Regions from separate parts of the Homo sapiens genome. Here region 2 is linked to region 1. A link is an interaction called in ENCODE POLR2A ChIA-PET data of the cell type or tissue named here. Cell type or tissue: PC-3. All regions are shown on one strand. Each heading gives the region's core, and the rest is flanking DNA. Links, peaks and the distances in the headings are about the cores only.

Evidence for each region. ChIA-PET counts read pairs that join two places held together with the same protein. Peaks named below come from ENCODE experiments on the same cell type or tissue, not always from the same donor. Only the 100,000 strongest peaks of a DNase experiment are listed, where the experiment ranks them.
Region 2: POLR2A ChIA-PET joins it to region 1 with 5 read pairs; 3 of 35 experiments call an interaction of 5 or more read pairs at or near these places.

The regions. Positions count from the first base shown.
Region 1 is chr3:142,359,619-142,367,621 of GRCh38, forward strand. It overlaps XRN1 (5'-3' exoribonuclease 1), which reads right to left. Exons shown (of 41, transcript NM_001282857.2): 28 at 5,692-5,748; 29 at 5,429-5,561; 30 at 244-313. Among named protein-coding and RNA genes, the nearest start is that of XRN1, 84 kb to the right of the region's middle. In PC-3, for the core only: no CTCF peak of the experiment used is centred there; no DNase peak of the experiment used is centred there; H3K27ac peaks cover 1,031 bases.
Region 2 is chr3:142,513,808-142,521,810 of GRCh38, forward strand. It overlaps ATR (ATR checkpoint kinase), which reads right to left. Exons shown (of 47, transcript NM_001184.4): 24 at 5,862-5,977; 25 at 1,588-1,708. Among named protein-coding and RNA genes, the nearest start is that of ATR, 61 kb to the right of the region's middle. In PC-3, for the core only: no CTCF peak of the experiment used is centred there; no DNase peak of the experiment used is centred there.

The DNA of each region.
Region 1 (8,003 bases), core at 1,474-6,473:
AGCACTTGCCATGCTTTAATTAAATAATTAATAATGTAATCGGTTGCTTAATTACCTCCCTCACTAAAATGAAAGCTCTCTGAGGGTAGAAAGCATGTCTGCCTTATTCAGTGTTACATCCCTAGTAGCAAGTACGTCTTACACATCCCACAAACTGAAATTGTAAACAAATAAAAAGTAATGTAAAGTCACTGGCCACATGAACATATTCACAAAGGGCAATTATCATTGGGAAATACAAACCTTATTGTTAACCCTCCAGGAAATTCTTCATCAAATAATACTTCAAATAGTACATCGGCTTCTCTATTAGCTGTTACAATAGGGAGAGAAAAAGAGACACTAAAAAATCATATGATGAAAAATCAACAGATAAGTTTTTGGAGTGTTTGGAAGTATTTATTATAAAATTCTAGATATGATATAAAATATTCAGGATATGAACAATGGCATAATATTAATATAAGGAACATTATATAAGCTAAGAAACAGAATACCAGTGCCTTAGAGGATCATTATTGTCCCAATTCCCAACTAGGTAACATTATCTTCAATTTGGCAGTTATGATTCCTTATGTTTCTTTATACTTCTACTACATACATATGTATCTATGAATAATACATAGTATTGTTTTGCAAGTTTTGAAACATATACATGATATCATAGAGAATATATTATTTTGCAACTTATTTTTCTTTCAACATTATATTTGTGAGATTCACCCACGTAAACATGTGCATTCAGTTTTCTGGATATATAGTATCCCATCTATGGGTATACAATAATTTATCCACTCTCCTGCCAATAAACATTTAGGTGATTTCTAACTTTTGCTATTATAAACAATGCTACAATGAACATGCAAATGTGTCCTTTATGCAGGTGAATGTTCCCTAGGTTAAAAGTGAAAACTGCTGAGTCTTAGGGCATGTACTTTTTTAAAAAAAAAAAACAGTCTTACTGGGCTGGGTGCAGTGGCTCACGCCTGTAATCCCAGCACTTTGGGAGGCCGAGGCAGGTGGATCACGAGGTCAGGAGATCAAGACCATCCTGGCTAACACAGTGAAACCCCGTCTCTACTAAAAATAAAAAATAAAAAAAAAAATTAGCCAGGCATGGTGGCAGGCGCCTGTTGTCCCAGCTAGTTGGGAGGCTGAGGCAGGAGAATGGCATGAACTCGGGAGGTGGAGCTTGCAGTGAGCTTAGACTGCATCACTGCACTCCAGCCTGGGCGACAGAGCGAGACTCCGTCTCAAAAAAAAAAAAAAAAACCAAACAACAACAAAACAGCCTTACTGAGGTATAACTGACATATGATACACTGCACATATCTGAAATATACAAGTTAATGAGTTTTAACATACATAATTAACCATAAAGCCATGATAAATAGGATAATCACTTCCAAAACTTTCCATGTCCTTTTGTAATCCGAATCCTCCTAATCTAGGCAACTAAAACTCTGCTGTCACCATAGGTTACTTTACATTTGTAGAATTTTATGTAAATGAAATAATATAATGTGTATTCCTCGTTTGTCTGGCTTCTTCGAGCATAATTATTTTGAGAGTCACCTATGTTGTGTCTATCAGTAGTTGTTTCTTTTTTATAGCTGAGAAGTATTCCACTGCATATGTATCCAAGAATTTGTTTATCCATTCATCTGCTGATGGGGATTTAGATTATTTCTAGTTTTTGGTTATTACATACATATAAAGCTGCTATGAAGATTCATGAACAAGGCTTTATGTGGATTTAAGCCCTTATTTCTCTTGGGTAAATACCCACCTATGAATGGGATGGCTGGGCCCTATGCTATGATGTATGTTTAACTTTTTAAGGACTTACCTACATCATGATAGCCCACCAATGGGGGGAGAAAAAAAGAACCCACTAAACTACTTTCCAAAGTGGTTTTATCTTTTACATTACGACTGGCAATATAGGAGAGTTCTAGTTGCCCTATATCATTGTCAACACTTGGTATAATCACTCTTTTAAATTCAAGTCTTTCTAGTCTGTATGTGGTAATATCTTATTTGGTTTTAATTTGTATTTCCCTAACAACGAATGATGTTGAGCATCTTTTCATATGCTTATTTGCCATCCATGTATCTTCTGGGGTAAAATATCTGTTCAGCTATTTTGATCATTTTAAAAATTGGGTTAAGTTGTAAAAAAACTTTTATATAGTCTAAATAAAAGCATTTTGTTGGATTTATGTTTTGCTAATATTTGCCTTTTCATTTCTGTAATGGTGTCTTTTGAAGAGAGTTTTTTTTTTTTTTAATTTCGATGAAGTCTAAAGTAGCAATTTTCTCTTTGTTTCTTTTCTTTTTCTCTCTTTTTTTTTTTTTTTTTTTTTTTGAGACAGAGTCTTGCTCTGTTGCCCAGGCTGGAGTGCAGTGGTGTGATCTCAGCTCAGTGCAACCTCCACCTCCTGTGTTCAAGAGATTCTCCTGCCTCAGCCTCCTGAGTAGCTGGGATTACAGGTGCCGGCCACCATTCCTGGCTAATTTTTGTATATATATTTTTTGAGATGGAGTCTCGATCTGTCGCCCAGGCTAAAGTGCAGTGGCATGATCTCGGCTCACTGCAACCTCTGCCTCCCAGGTTCAAGTGATTCTTCCGCCTCAGCCTCCCAAGTAGCTGGGATTACAGGCATGCACCACCATGCCTGGCTAATTTTTGTATTTTTAGTAGAGACAGAGTTTCACCATATTGGCCAGGCTAATCTCAAACTCCTAACCTTGTGAGCCGCCCGCCTTGGCTTCCCAAAGTGCTGGGATTACAGGCATGAGCTACTGCGCCCGTCTCTAATTTTTGTATTTTTAGTAGAGACGGGATTTCATCATGTTGGCCAGGCTGGTCTTGAACTCCTGACTTCAAGTGATCCACCCGCCTTGGCCTCCCAAAGTGTTGGGATTACAGGCATGAGTGCCCGGCCTTTTTTTCTTCGTCCCCCCTACCCCCGCCCCCACCCCCACCTCCATCCCTCCCCTGGCCTTTTTCTTTTTCTTTTCTTTTTCCTTCCCTCCCTCCTGCTCCGGCCTTTTCTTCTTTTCTTTTTCTCTCCCTCCCTTCTTTTCTTTCTTTCTTCCCTTCTTCTCCTCCTTCCCTCCCTCCCTCCCTTCCTTTCTTCCTTTTCTCTCTCTCTCTCTTTCTTTTTTTGACAGGGTCTCAGTCTGTCAACCAGGCAGGAGTGCAGTGGTGCAATCATGGCTCACTGCATCTCCGATCTCCTGGGCTCAAGTGATTCTCCCACCTCACCCTCCTGATTAGCTGGGAGTACAGGTGCACAACACTATGCCTGGCTAATTAAAAAAAATTTTTTTAGTAAAGACAGAGTTTCACGTTGTTACCCAGGCTGGTCTCAAACTCCCGGGCTCAAGCAATCCTCCCGCCTTGGCCTCCCAAAGTGTTGGGATTACAAGTGTGAGCCACGGCACCAGGCTGGCAATTTTCTTTCAGACTCTCTATGTGTTATTTAAGATATCGTTACCGAATTCTAGGTTATTAAGATTTTCTCCTAAAAGTTCTATAATTTTAGCTCTTACATTTATGTCTTCAATTCATTTTGAGCTAATTTCTATAGAAGATGTAAGGTAAGGAGTTGTGGATTTTTTTTTTTTGCATATGGTGTCTAATTGTTCCAACACCATTTTTTTTCTTTTACACTAAACAAGTCCTCAATATATACAGCACGATTTTTAAATTAAATTACATTTTTTTTCTTATTACTCACCACTATACTAACGGGGACAGCACCATTTGTTAAAGACATTATCCCTTCTTCATCAAATTATCCTGGCACATTGTTGTAAAATCAATTGACCATACAGGTTTGGGTCTATTTCGGGACTCTAATTATATTCCATTGATCTATATGTCATCTTCATATTAATTCACACCGTTTTTCAGTGCAAATTTTACTCTAGTTTGTAAAGTTTACTCTAGCTTTGTAAAGTTTACTCTAGCTTTGTAAAGTTTACTCTAGCTTTGTAAAGTTTACTCTAGCTTTGTAAAGTTTACTCTAGCTTTGTAAAGTTTACTCTAGCTTTGTAAATTTTACTCTAGCTTTGTAAAGTTTTGAAATCAGGTAGGGTAAATTCTCCAACTTTGTCCTTCTTTTTCAATTTTTTCTGGTTAGTCTAGAGCCTTTGCTTTTTAAATAAATTTTACAACCAGCTTATCAATTTCTACAAAACAGGCTGCTGGGATCTTGATTGGGATTTCTTTGACTGTATAAATCAAAGCAACTGATTTCACTGACATTTTAACAATAGTGAGTCTTCCAAAAAAGTAAACAAAAAAATTAGGGAAGAAAATTCTTTTAGTTATGTGGGCAGGAAGATTCAAAGAGGATCTACAAATGGAAAATGTACAGAACCACTGTTCAAATTTAGGTAGGAATCAGGGGAAGGAGTTCAAATCCCAGCTCTGCCACTTATCTATGTAAACACAGGAAGATTACTTAACTTATCAGGTGAGGAAATAACACCCACCCCTTGGGTGATAGTGAGGGTTAAATGCAAAATATGTTAGTGCCTGGCACATTGCTGGCACTAATTAAGCAGTTCTCTTCAGCTAGTGGCCCGTCTGTTCTTCCTACTTTTGGGATAGTGAGACCAAGAGGTTCGGTGCCTGGGATATATATAGAGGAATGGTGCTGCCAGCACACTGACTCCTGGGTGCATGATGCTGCTTCATGCTGGCACTAACTTTTTTTGAATCTATGCTATAAAGCTGGTTATTCCAGGAATATCTTTGGGGGCACATTCAGATATTTAGCTGCTGCTTCCTTATTTTCCCCCTTCTCTGATTTTTTTTTTCACCATCTTAGCCACTTTTAAGCGTATGGTACAGTAATGTGAACTGTATGCACACTGTTGTGCAACAGATTGATAGGTCTATTTTATATATGTAATTTAGTTGTATTCATAAAGTCCAAATTAATATACACATTTAATTTTCAAGTCTTTTAACTGTAACTAACGTAATATATATTTAATCTCAGAAACTAAGTGATTACAATGAAATTTAATCTCAGAAAATAAGTGATTACAATGAAAATAAAGCTCTGAGCAATGAAACTCAGGAGAAGCAATGAAAATTATCAGTTTCATGAAAACATATGTATGCTCACCAAGATCTTGCATAATTTTAATGTGATATAAAACTACTAAATTCTCAGCAGCCCCTTCTCAGTTTCTCCTTTTAATCTCTTTCCAGATTATACAATAAAAAACAGAAGAGATTTTTTTTTCTCTGAAAAGTATAACCTAAAAAAAATTTAACTAAAACATAAAAAGATTGTTTGTTCCTGATTTATAGTCACTTTCTGGTTAGATATAAAAAACAGACAAGCCTGTTTATTACTTTACAATATAAATTACGTTGAAGACATTTCAAGTATTAGGATATTACCTCCTTTTATTCCTATGATGGTGCCTCGAAGGCCAACTGGAACTGAGAAGTTTTCTCTCACATTTACAACACGGTCAAAAAGACAAAATTCTGCATCCCGATCAGGAATGACTCCATGTTGCTGTTCTAAAGGCTGAAGAGAAGAAAGCTATTAATTATAATAAACAAAAAAATTTTCATACTAATATACTGAAAACATCTTTGCTCCTTCCATGCATTCAAAGTGAAAGCAACAACTCTGAATTCTTTGATAGGAAACTTACTCTGTATAGCAAATGGGGTTTCACTGTTACTCGCACCTTCTTATTATTCTTTCTTTGCTGAGGAAAAAGAAAAATTGTTAAATATTTTTAAAATATAAAATTATAAAATCACTACCTACTCACTACTTCCACATGTCTGAATTTTAAAAAGCCAAATGAAGAGATTAATTTTTAAAATATTTAAAGTTCTGCAGCTGCAGCAAGAAGAAATAAACACATATAAAATGCCTATAGCCTAAATCATTATTTAAAAATTTTTTAAAGTAAAATTTTTTGCTGAAGTATAAGACAGCATGGGGAGGAAAATGCAAAATTATAAGTATATAGGCCAATGAACTTTTATAGTGTATCTATGTATAACTATACCTGGTTCAAGAAACAACATTGCTAAGCACAACACAAGAAATCCTTTCCATCTCCTCCCAGTTACTACCCTTTCCAGAAGTAACCTTACTTCTAACACAAAAGATTACATTTGTCTGTTTTGGCCTTTATATAAATGCTATCCTATTCAAATGTCTTTTTTATAACTATGAAAAGAATTACATACAATGGCCAACAAAGATGTATATATTTTTAAAAAGTATCAAGTACTGACCTATGACAATACCATGAATTTTGTGGCCACTTATAAAAATTATGGTGGCATTCATTTGACAAAACCCTTTGCTTTGAATTTATTGTAAAATGCGATATTAGAATCTTTTCATTATCTAAAAAATGCTGGAAGAAGACTTTTCTCCTATCTTTGATACTTGCTAGTTCTGTGAACTCACACTTAACTACTTTAGGCATCAGCCTCCTTCCATCTGTAAGATGGACATATTATCTGTTCTATCTAATAAAAAAGTGAGAAAAATTTATATCCTTTACAATTTATAAACTACTATTCATACTAAAAAAATTTAAAGTTAATTCTTATCGAATTTTAAAAATTACAGCAGTTTAATTATATGGCAGTCACCTCTCTTTAGAACATAGCTTATGGGAATATGTACAAAAGGACACAGAACAGATCCAGGCTATAGAATCCATAAACTATAGGGTTCATGTATTTACATACTATAAAATGCTCAAGCCTTTAAACAGTGTCTATTTTCTTTTGTTATGAGGCATTTCATTTATTCTTTCAATGAATATTTACTGAGATCCATTTGTATGCTGTATATTGATTAATCTAGGTGCTGGGGATAAAGCAGTGAACTGTTCTCTTACTCTAGTTGAGGGAGATATACAAGAAACAAAATAAGGAAGATATATAGCATGCTAGCAGGTAAAAAGCCTAGAGAAAAATGAAGCAGTTAAGGAGGACAGCAGTAGGGGGAGACATTACAATTTTAATAGAGTGAACAGTGAAGGCCTTAATGACAAAGTATCTATGCCCACAGCCGACTAGATGCACTAAAAGACTACAACAGCAAAAGGAAAGACTATGAAGAGATTTAAGGGAACTTTAAAAAGCAGGCACAGTGGGGTATTGCACATCAAAAAACAACCCATATGCTCTAAGACATTAACAGGCATTATTACACTATAGCATTGATTAGAGGACATGGATCAAAACTGATTCATCAGGCAAATGAATAAGCTGGGTAATGTTCATAATAGGCCCAACCCATATCTAATGTATGAGAAGTTTGGGGACTGGCTATTCAAAATATGATCACCTAAGAGCTTATTAGAAATGCAGAATTTTGGCCAGGTGAAGAGGCTTACGCCTGTAATCCCAGCACTTTGGGAGGCCGAGGCAGGTGGATCACCTGAAGTCAGGAGATCAAGACCAGCCTGACCAACATGGAGAAACCCTGTCTCTACTAAAAATACAAAATTAGCCGAGCATGGTGGTGCCTGCATGTAGTCCCAGCTACTCAGGAGGCTGAGGCAGAAGAATCGCTTGAACACAGGAGGCAGAGGTTGCAGTGAGTCGAGATTGCACCACTGCACTCCAGCCTGGGCAACAAGACTGAAACTCCGTCTCAAAAAAAAAAAGAAAGAAAGAAATGCCAGAATCTCAAGTCACACCCCAGACCTACTGAATGAGAACTATATTTTAACAAGATTCTCCGGTGATTTGTTTGTTACCTGAAAGTTTGAGAAGCACTGCTCTAGAGGAAGAACCCAGAATTTTATTCTAATTTTAACAATGAGGAAATAGAGGTATGGAAGGAAAGTTCTACCAGTAATTTTGATAATTAGCAGAGTTTGGAAACCATGTTCCAACAAGAAAACTGACTCTTTTTTTTTTATTTTTTTTGAGACAAGGTCTTCCTCTGTCACCCAGGCCAGAGTGCAGTAACGTGATCATAGCTCAC
Region 2 (8,003 bases), core at 194-5,193, 150 kb after region 1:
GACTTAACTTTTGATTTGCTAACACTGTTGAACTCATAAAATTTTAAAGAGATTTTTTCTTCAAATACAAAGCCAAAAAACAAAAAAAAACCCATAATATTCCAGAGCTGAAAATAGTTAACAGTATTCCACATTTCACACATTATATTTTCAGTATATTCATTAAAAAAAGAAAATGTCAGCCGGGCATGGTGGCTCACGCCTGTAATCCCAGCACTTTGGGAGGCCAAGGTGGGAGGATCACGAGGTCAAGAGATCGAGACCATCCTGGCCAACATGGTGAAACCCAGTCTCTACAAAAAAAACACACACAAAAATTAGCTGGTATGGTGGCGGGTGCCTGTAGTTCCAGATACTCGGGAGGCTGAGGCAGGAGAACCACTTAAACCCGGGAGGCGGAGGTTGCAGTGAGCCGAGACTGCACTCCAGCCTGAGTGACAGAGCGAGATTCCGTCTCAAAAAAAAAGAAAATGTCTTGAAGTTACTAACTACGAATTAGTATAATGATATTTTAAAACACTAACAGAAATGTTAATTAAAGGTGGGGCACGGTGGCTCACGCCTGTAATACCAGTACTTTGAGGGGCAGAGGCGGGCAGATCACCTGAGGTCAGGAGATCGAGACCATCCTGGCTAACACGGTGAAACCCCGTCTCTACTAAAAAAATACAAAAAAATTAGCCGGGCGTGGTGGTGGGCACCTGTAATCCCAGCCACTTGGGAGGCTGAGGCAGGAGAATGGCATGAACCCGGGAGGCGGAGCTTGCAGTGAGCTGAGATCGCGCCACTGCACTCCAGCCTGGGCGACAGAGTGAGACTCTGTCTCGAAAAAAAAAAAAAAATACAAAGATTAGCCGGGTGTGATGACTCATGCCTGTAATCCCAGCTACTCAGGAGGCTGAGGCGGGAGAATCACTTGAACCCGGTAGGCGGAGACTTACAGTGAGCCGAGATCGCACCACTGCACTCCGGCTGGGTGGCAAGAGCAAGACTCCGTCACAAAAAAAAAAAAAAAAAAAAAGAAAGGTAAATTAAAAACAAAAATTGTAAATTTTAAATATACTGTAAACATTTTCTTGGAACACAGAGTACCTTTTGTCTATCCAGCATGTAAAAATTTCTCATTAAGGAAATAGAAATATACCTGTTTTTCTATGAAAATTCATTGTAAAAATCTTTATTTTTATTTTAGAGAAAGTTCAGATAATATAACTTCTTTTAGAAATGCTATTAGAGTATAATATATCTCTTTATTGAATGTCTTTTTATTATGTAAAAAACTCTGACATAGCATTTACATCCTTTTACATAGTATTATTTTACAATATAAAAGGAATAAATGTAATTTTACACACACATTAAGACCATAGTAATTTTCTTGGTAAAACAATTACTTTTCACTCAGAAGCTATTATTAGTAACTACAGAGAAATTATTATTCTCTATTAGTTAACATTTTCTTCAAAAATTTCTATGATTATCAGCACAAATACTTCAATGATTATTGTGTGTGCTAGGCATTCAGATAGATGTTCTGGTTTCCTTTAGAATTTCCATTCAGTTAACAAACTGAACAGGGTTTCTTACCTTTGTAATAAGATAACCTGCCCAAGATGCTGACCATTCTGCAAAGTTACTACCCAATTTACTTAAGTAAATTGGCTTCTTTACTCCAGACCAATCGGTTGACTTCTGAGAACTCTTGTATCTGTAATTTTGAAAATTTGTTTATTAAAAAGATAAATCCACCTGTTTAGAATTTTAGTAAATTACAGCAACTCCTTCAGTTGACTACCTCAGTACTGCCTTGCCTTTACTGCAATCTGCTTACCTTTTTCCAGTATCCTTCTTAGGGGTGAAGTAGGTCATTCTTGGACACCTAAAGTACTTCTAAGGATTTGAGTCTGCCCCCTCCTCTTCCTCAGATCCTTCCAACTCTCTTCTTATATAAGAAAAACCTGTTCCTTTGAAGTTCAAGCCACCCAGGTATACTACCATTTTCTACTCCTCATTATGGGTAACTATGCAACACACTGATTACCAAACTCATTGATAACTTTAGAACACTGCTCAGGGTTTTCTTTCTTCCCAGTGTTATTATCATCCTGGGTGACTTCAGTGTCTAGCTGGAGCACTTAATCAAGCTCAGAAGTTTCCAATGACTTTCTTCTCTACTTATCAGGGCTCAGGAATTATCAGGGCTCCCATGCTAATTCAAAGAATTTCTTCACTTTGAAATCAATTATTTAGACATCTCATTGTATGGTCATAGTTTCCTAAATTTCCAGTTTTTTCACCCAGTTATTCCAGCACACCCATTCTCTCTTGTTGAGATCTTCTGTTCCGTGACCCTGCTAAGCTCTCCTGATCTATGACACCCCTGTCTCTTTGCCTCTTTCCACAACCATCTTAGTCTGTATGGTCCTTCACTTCTAGCATTCTCTTGGTAATATCCTCTACCCACTCCATTGCCACACTGTCTTTTCCAGCGGTATTCATCTGCTAACCTCCCAACCTTGAATCAGTCTAAATATTTGTCTTTACTGAAATGATACTCAGGCTACTGCACTGATACAGGAAAATCACTAACCCACTTATAAGATTAGTACTACTATGTATTCTTAGTCTTCAAAGTCAGTGGGCCGCTAAAGTTACAGAATTCCTTCTACGTTTTCATTATTGGCTCTCTTCTGTTTTCCAGTGATTATTTCAAACCATCACCACCCTCCTAAAGTCACCTACACCAACTCCATTGCCACTTTCAGCCAATGAGGTCATCTCCTATACCTCCTACTTCACAGAGTAAAAACAAAATCATTGCTTCCCGCAATGAAATCTGTAAACTTAGCTGTGTTCCATCCATTATTTTATCTTTCCCTATTGCAAAAAAAGAGATCTATTCCTTCTAAGTATAATTCCCTATAAGGGCCACGGCTCTCCCATTCCGGATGCTCCTTGGGGTCCTTACTACACCAACTATCACTTCTCTCTCACATTACTTCAACATGACCCTTTCTATTTGTTCCTCAGCATTAACATTTAAACATGTTCACACAGCTCTCATCTTACGGCTACCTGTGTGTAGGATTTTTTTGAATGGCATGGGTTTCTTTCAAATCACCAATAAAAGCTTAGGAAATAACAAATGCCCTATACCCAAAGTCTTATACCCAAATAATATATATATATATATATATATACATATTTCACTGTATTCCAAGTTTCTAACAGTTGAAAAATCCAATAATCTCTCAGTTAACCATCACACTAAACCAGGAGAAAAAATTCAAATCCCTATTTTGAATCATCACGCGTATAGTTCTCTGGATGATTTTTATCAAATTTATAGTAAACTTAGCTAGAAAACTACTGATACTGGGATACAAGCCAGGCTCTGCCTAGTCATAACCTGATGTTTTCTCCTAAAGTTATTTCTATGGTGATTTTGAACTGCAGTTGTTCTATCTGGTTCTAAATTTCAGTCTCCCAAATACAGCCATCCTTTAATCCAGATTTAGTGATTATATATAAAGAGCCCAAATTAAAAAAAAAAAAAACATAAAGTAGGGAGTATAACTTAAAGGCAGCAAAAATATGAATATGCTTTTAAGAAATTCCATATTTCCCTAGGTCCTCTGGAGTAAATATCAAGCAGTCCAAGCTATAAAATTGAGCTACAGGCTAACCTGGTATTTTAGTTTTTCATACAAAAGGGAATCAACGCTATTGAAAACGCACTCTATCAACCTCTTAATTTTATGTGGCTCCAATTTCAATAAGCAGATCCCAACTAGGTAAATCTCCTAACTTCCATCATTGAGGAACCATTCGAGAGGTTATTCTAACTGCTCAGGTATAAAAGCTAAAGACCAAAAGAATTTCCATTGCTTTGTTAAGATCTACTTTTAAAAGACCACTTAAAAGTTGCTTCCTATGAAAAACATGACAAGTAGGCAGAAATGTTGGCTTCTACTTCTTATGAAGTATATGATAGCCAACCTCACAAATTCTCCCCCCAAAAACAAAGAACTTATTAAGCAAGCTAGGATTGAATAAGCATTTATTATTGAGTGTCAACTAAATATCAGGCACTTTGCTAAGTACTTTTAATATTATCTCCTTTATTCCTAACAATAATCATACAAAGTGGGTAAAATTATCCATGTTTTCAAAATTAAAAAATTAAAACCTGGAAATGTTAAATAACTTGCCCAAGACTTCAGAGCTAGCAAATGCAAAGCCAACAATCAAACCTAAGCCTGTGTGACTACAAAGGTCATAAACTTTCCAGTAGATTACAGAAATTCTTTGACATCTACAGGTGCTATACAAAATACAGACTAAGAAAATGGGGGAAGTATGGAGTCCTCAAAAATGAAAATCCAAATTTTAACTTTAGTCTTTAACTTTACTTTTTAAATAATGCTAATAGTGGCCAGGTGTGATGGCTCATGCCTGCAATCCCAGCACTTTGGGAAGCCCAGACAGGCAGATCACTTAAGGCCAGGAGACCAGCCTGGCCAATATGATGAAACTTCATCTCTACTAAAAATACAAAAAGTAGCCAGGCATGGCGGTGCACGCCTGTAATCCCAGCTACTTGGGAGACTGAGGCAGGAGAATCACTTGAACCCAGGAGGTAGAGGCTGCAGTGAGCTGATACCGCATCACTGCACTCCAGCCTGGGCAACAGAGTGAGACTCTGTCTCAAAAATAATAATAATAACAGTAATAATTCTTCTTTAATAAGGCTAATAATAATAATGCTAAATAATCACTTCTTTAATAATGCTAGTCATAAGACATAAAATGATGTTTAAAAGATTTCTAAGTATAAAAAATTATCTAGGAAATAAATATGCATACCTCTGGGCTTTTATAAAGACTGTTAGTATAAGTCTAGGCACTTTCTAAGGTTCAAAGAAGTTATTTGTCCAAAGTCAAGTATCTAATATGCATGTGTACCTAGGGTACCAAAAAGTAGTTTCTAAATAGAAATAATTTATAGTTGTATGGATTTTTTTCATATAAAATGCTTCATGTATTTGCATGTCATCTTGCATATTTCGTCAGTCCTAACAAAGTCATTTAAATTTTTTAAGAGATTAAATACATTTTTTTAAAAGCAGAGGGTGAAAATATATTCATGAGGAGAAATTGGGAGTAATGAAAATCTTTAATTGGGCCTACTAAAGGCTTTCTGACTAGCTTTAAACTTTAAATTTCTGTATTACTTATACCTATCAAAGAATTCAACTCACATTCAGCTTAAAGTATATTCTTTCAATTTACTACCGACCATTGAACTTTTAAAAAAATCAATCCTTTTAACTTCAATAAATTTATCTGAATATTTAAAGTTGTAGAATTTAACCCAATGAGCAGACTGCACTTCTCATCTAGACAAATTATAAGCATAAATCATAGTGAAAAATATACATGAGGAGATACTAAAACACTTTTAATGTTAAAAAACTATATCAAAAATCACATTAATTTTTTTTTTTTTTTCCAAACAAAGTCTCGCTCTGTCACCCAGGCTGTAGTGCAATGGCACAATCTCGGCTCACTGCAACCTCTGCCTCCTGGGTTCAAGTGATTCTCCTGCCCCAGCCTCCCAAGTAGCTGGGATTACAGATGTGCACCACCACGCCCGGCTAATTTTTGTATTTTTAGTAGAGATGGCGTTTCACCATGTTGGTCAGGCTGATCTCGAACTCCTGACCTCGTGATCCGCCCGCCTCAGCCTCCCAAAGTGCTGGGATTACAGGCGTGAGCCACTGCACCCGGCCAAAAAAATCGCATTATTTTTATATAATTAAAAACAATTTTATGAAAATACATTAAATAAGCCTACATACCTGGTATTTAGATGAGGTTCTAGTATTTCCCGAACATGCTCAGGAAATCTCCTCCACAATTGGTGACCTGGGCCGTTGGTCTCCATCTCTCTACAGTCATAAATAGAAAGCAACTCCTACAAATACATATTTTACATTTGTAAGTCCACAGTGAAGCAGATAACGCTTTATATTCGTCAATGTTCTACATATCTTAGTTATAAAAATACAGCCATAACTCATTTTATTGCACTTCGCTTTATTTATGCTTCATGGATGCTGTTTTTTTTGTCTGTTTGTTTTTTTAGAAATAGAAGGTTTGTGGCCACTATGCATGCAGTAAATCTATCAGTGCCATTTTCCCAACAACATATGCTCACTTCATGTCTCTATGTCGCATTTCGGTAATTCTCAAAATATTTCAAACTTTTTCATTATTACTATATCTGTTATAGTGATATATGATCAGTGATCTTTGATGTTACTGTTGTAATTGCTTTGGGGCTCCACAAACTGTGCCCATATAAGACAGTGAACCTAATCGATAAATGTGGTGTGTGTTCTGACCAGCCGTTCCATCCCCCTCACTCTCTTTGGGACTTCATATTTCCAAAGACATAAGAATATTGAAATTAGGCCAATTAATGACCCTACAGTGGCCTCTAAGTATACATATGAAAGGAGGAATCGCACATCTCTCACTTTAAATCAAAAGCTAGAAATGACTAAGCCTAGTGAAGAAGGCATGTCAAAAACCTAGACAAGCCAAAAGCTAGGTGTCTTGCACCTAACAGCCAAGTATAAATGCAAAGAAAAAGTTCTTGAAGGAAATTAAAAGTGTTACTCCAATGAATACATCAAATATAAGAAAGAGAAACAGTCTTATTTCTGATATAGAGAAAGTTTTAGTGGTCTGGATAAAAGATCAAACTAGCCACAACATTCCCTTAAGCCAAAGCCTAATCCAAAGAAAAGCCCTAGTTCTCTCCAATTCTATGAAATCTGAGAGAGGAGAATAAGTTGCAGAAAAAAAGTTTGAAGTGATACAACTCAAGGGGCGCTTCTTAAAAAACAAAAAAAAACCCAAAAAGTTTGAAGCAAACAGAGGTTGCTTCATGAGGTTTAAGGAAAAGAAGCTGTCTCTATAACATAAAAGTGTAAGGTGAAGAAGCAACTATTGATAGAGAAGCTGCAGCAAGTTATCCAGAAGATCTAGCTAAAATCATTCTATTCTGTTGGAAGAAGATGCTATCCAGGACTTTCACAGCTAGAGAGGAGAAGTCAATGCCTGGCTTCAAAGCTTCAAAGGACAGGTTAATAACTCTCTTGTTAAGGGCTAATGCAATTGGTGACTTTAAATTGAAGCCAATGCTCATTGACGATTCCATACATCCTAGGGCTGTTAGGAATTAGGCTAAATCTAAATATATGCGTCTACTATATACCCATAAAAATTGAAAATTAGAACAATAAAAGTAAAAAAAATTTAAAAATAAAAAATTATGTGAAATCTACTCTGCCTGTGCTCTATAAATGCAGCAACAAAGCCTGAATGACAACACATCTGTTTACAGCATGGTTTACTGAATATTTTAAGCTCACTGTTGAGACCTACTGGTCACAATAAAAGATTCCTTTCCAAATATTACTGCTCATTGACAATGTACCTGTCACCTGGGAGCTCTGATGGAGCTATACAAGGATATTAATGTTGTTTTCGTGCCTGCTAACACAACATCCATTTTGCAGCCCGTGTATCAAGGGGTAATTTTGACTTTCAAGTTTTATTACTTAAGAAATACATTTTATAAGGTTATAGCGGCCACAGATAGTAATTCCTCTGATGGATCTGGGCAGAGTAAACTGAAAACCTTCTGGAAAGAATTCACTATTCTAGATATCATTAAGAACGTTCATGATTCATGAGAAGTCAAAATATCTATCAACATTAACAGGAGTTTGAAAGAAGTTGATTCCAACCCCTCCTGGATAACTCTGAGAGGCTCAAAATTTCAGTGGAGGAAGTAACTAGAGATGTGATAAAAACAGCAAGAAAACTAGAGTTAGAAGTGGAGCCTGAAGATAGGACTGAATTACTGCCTTCTCATGATAAAACCTGAATGGACGAGGAGTTGCTTTTTATAAGCAAAGAAAGTGGTTTCT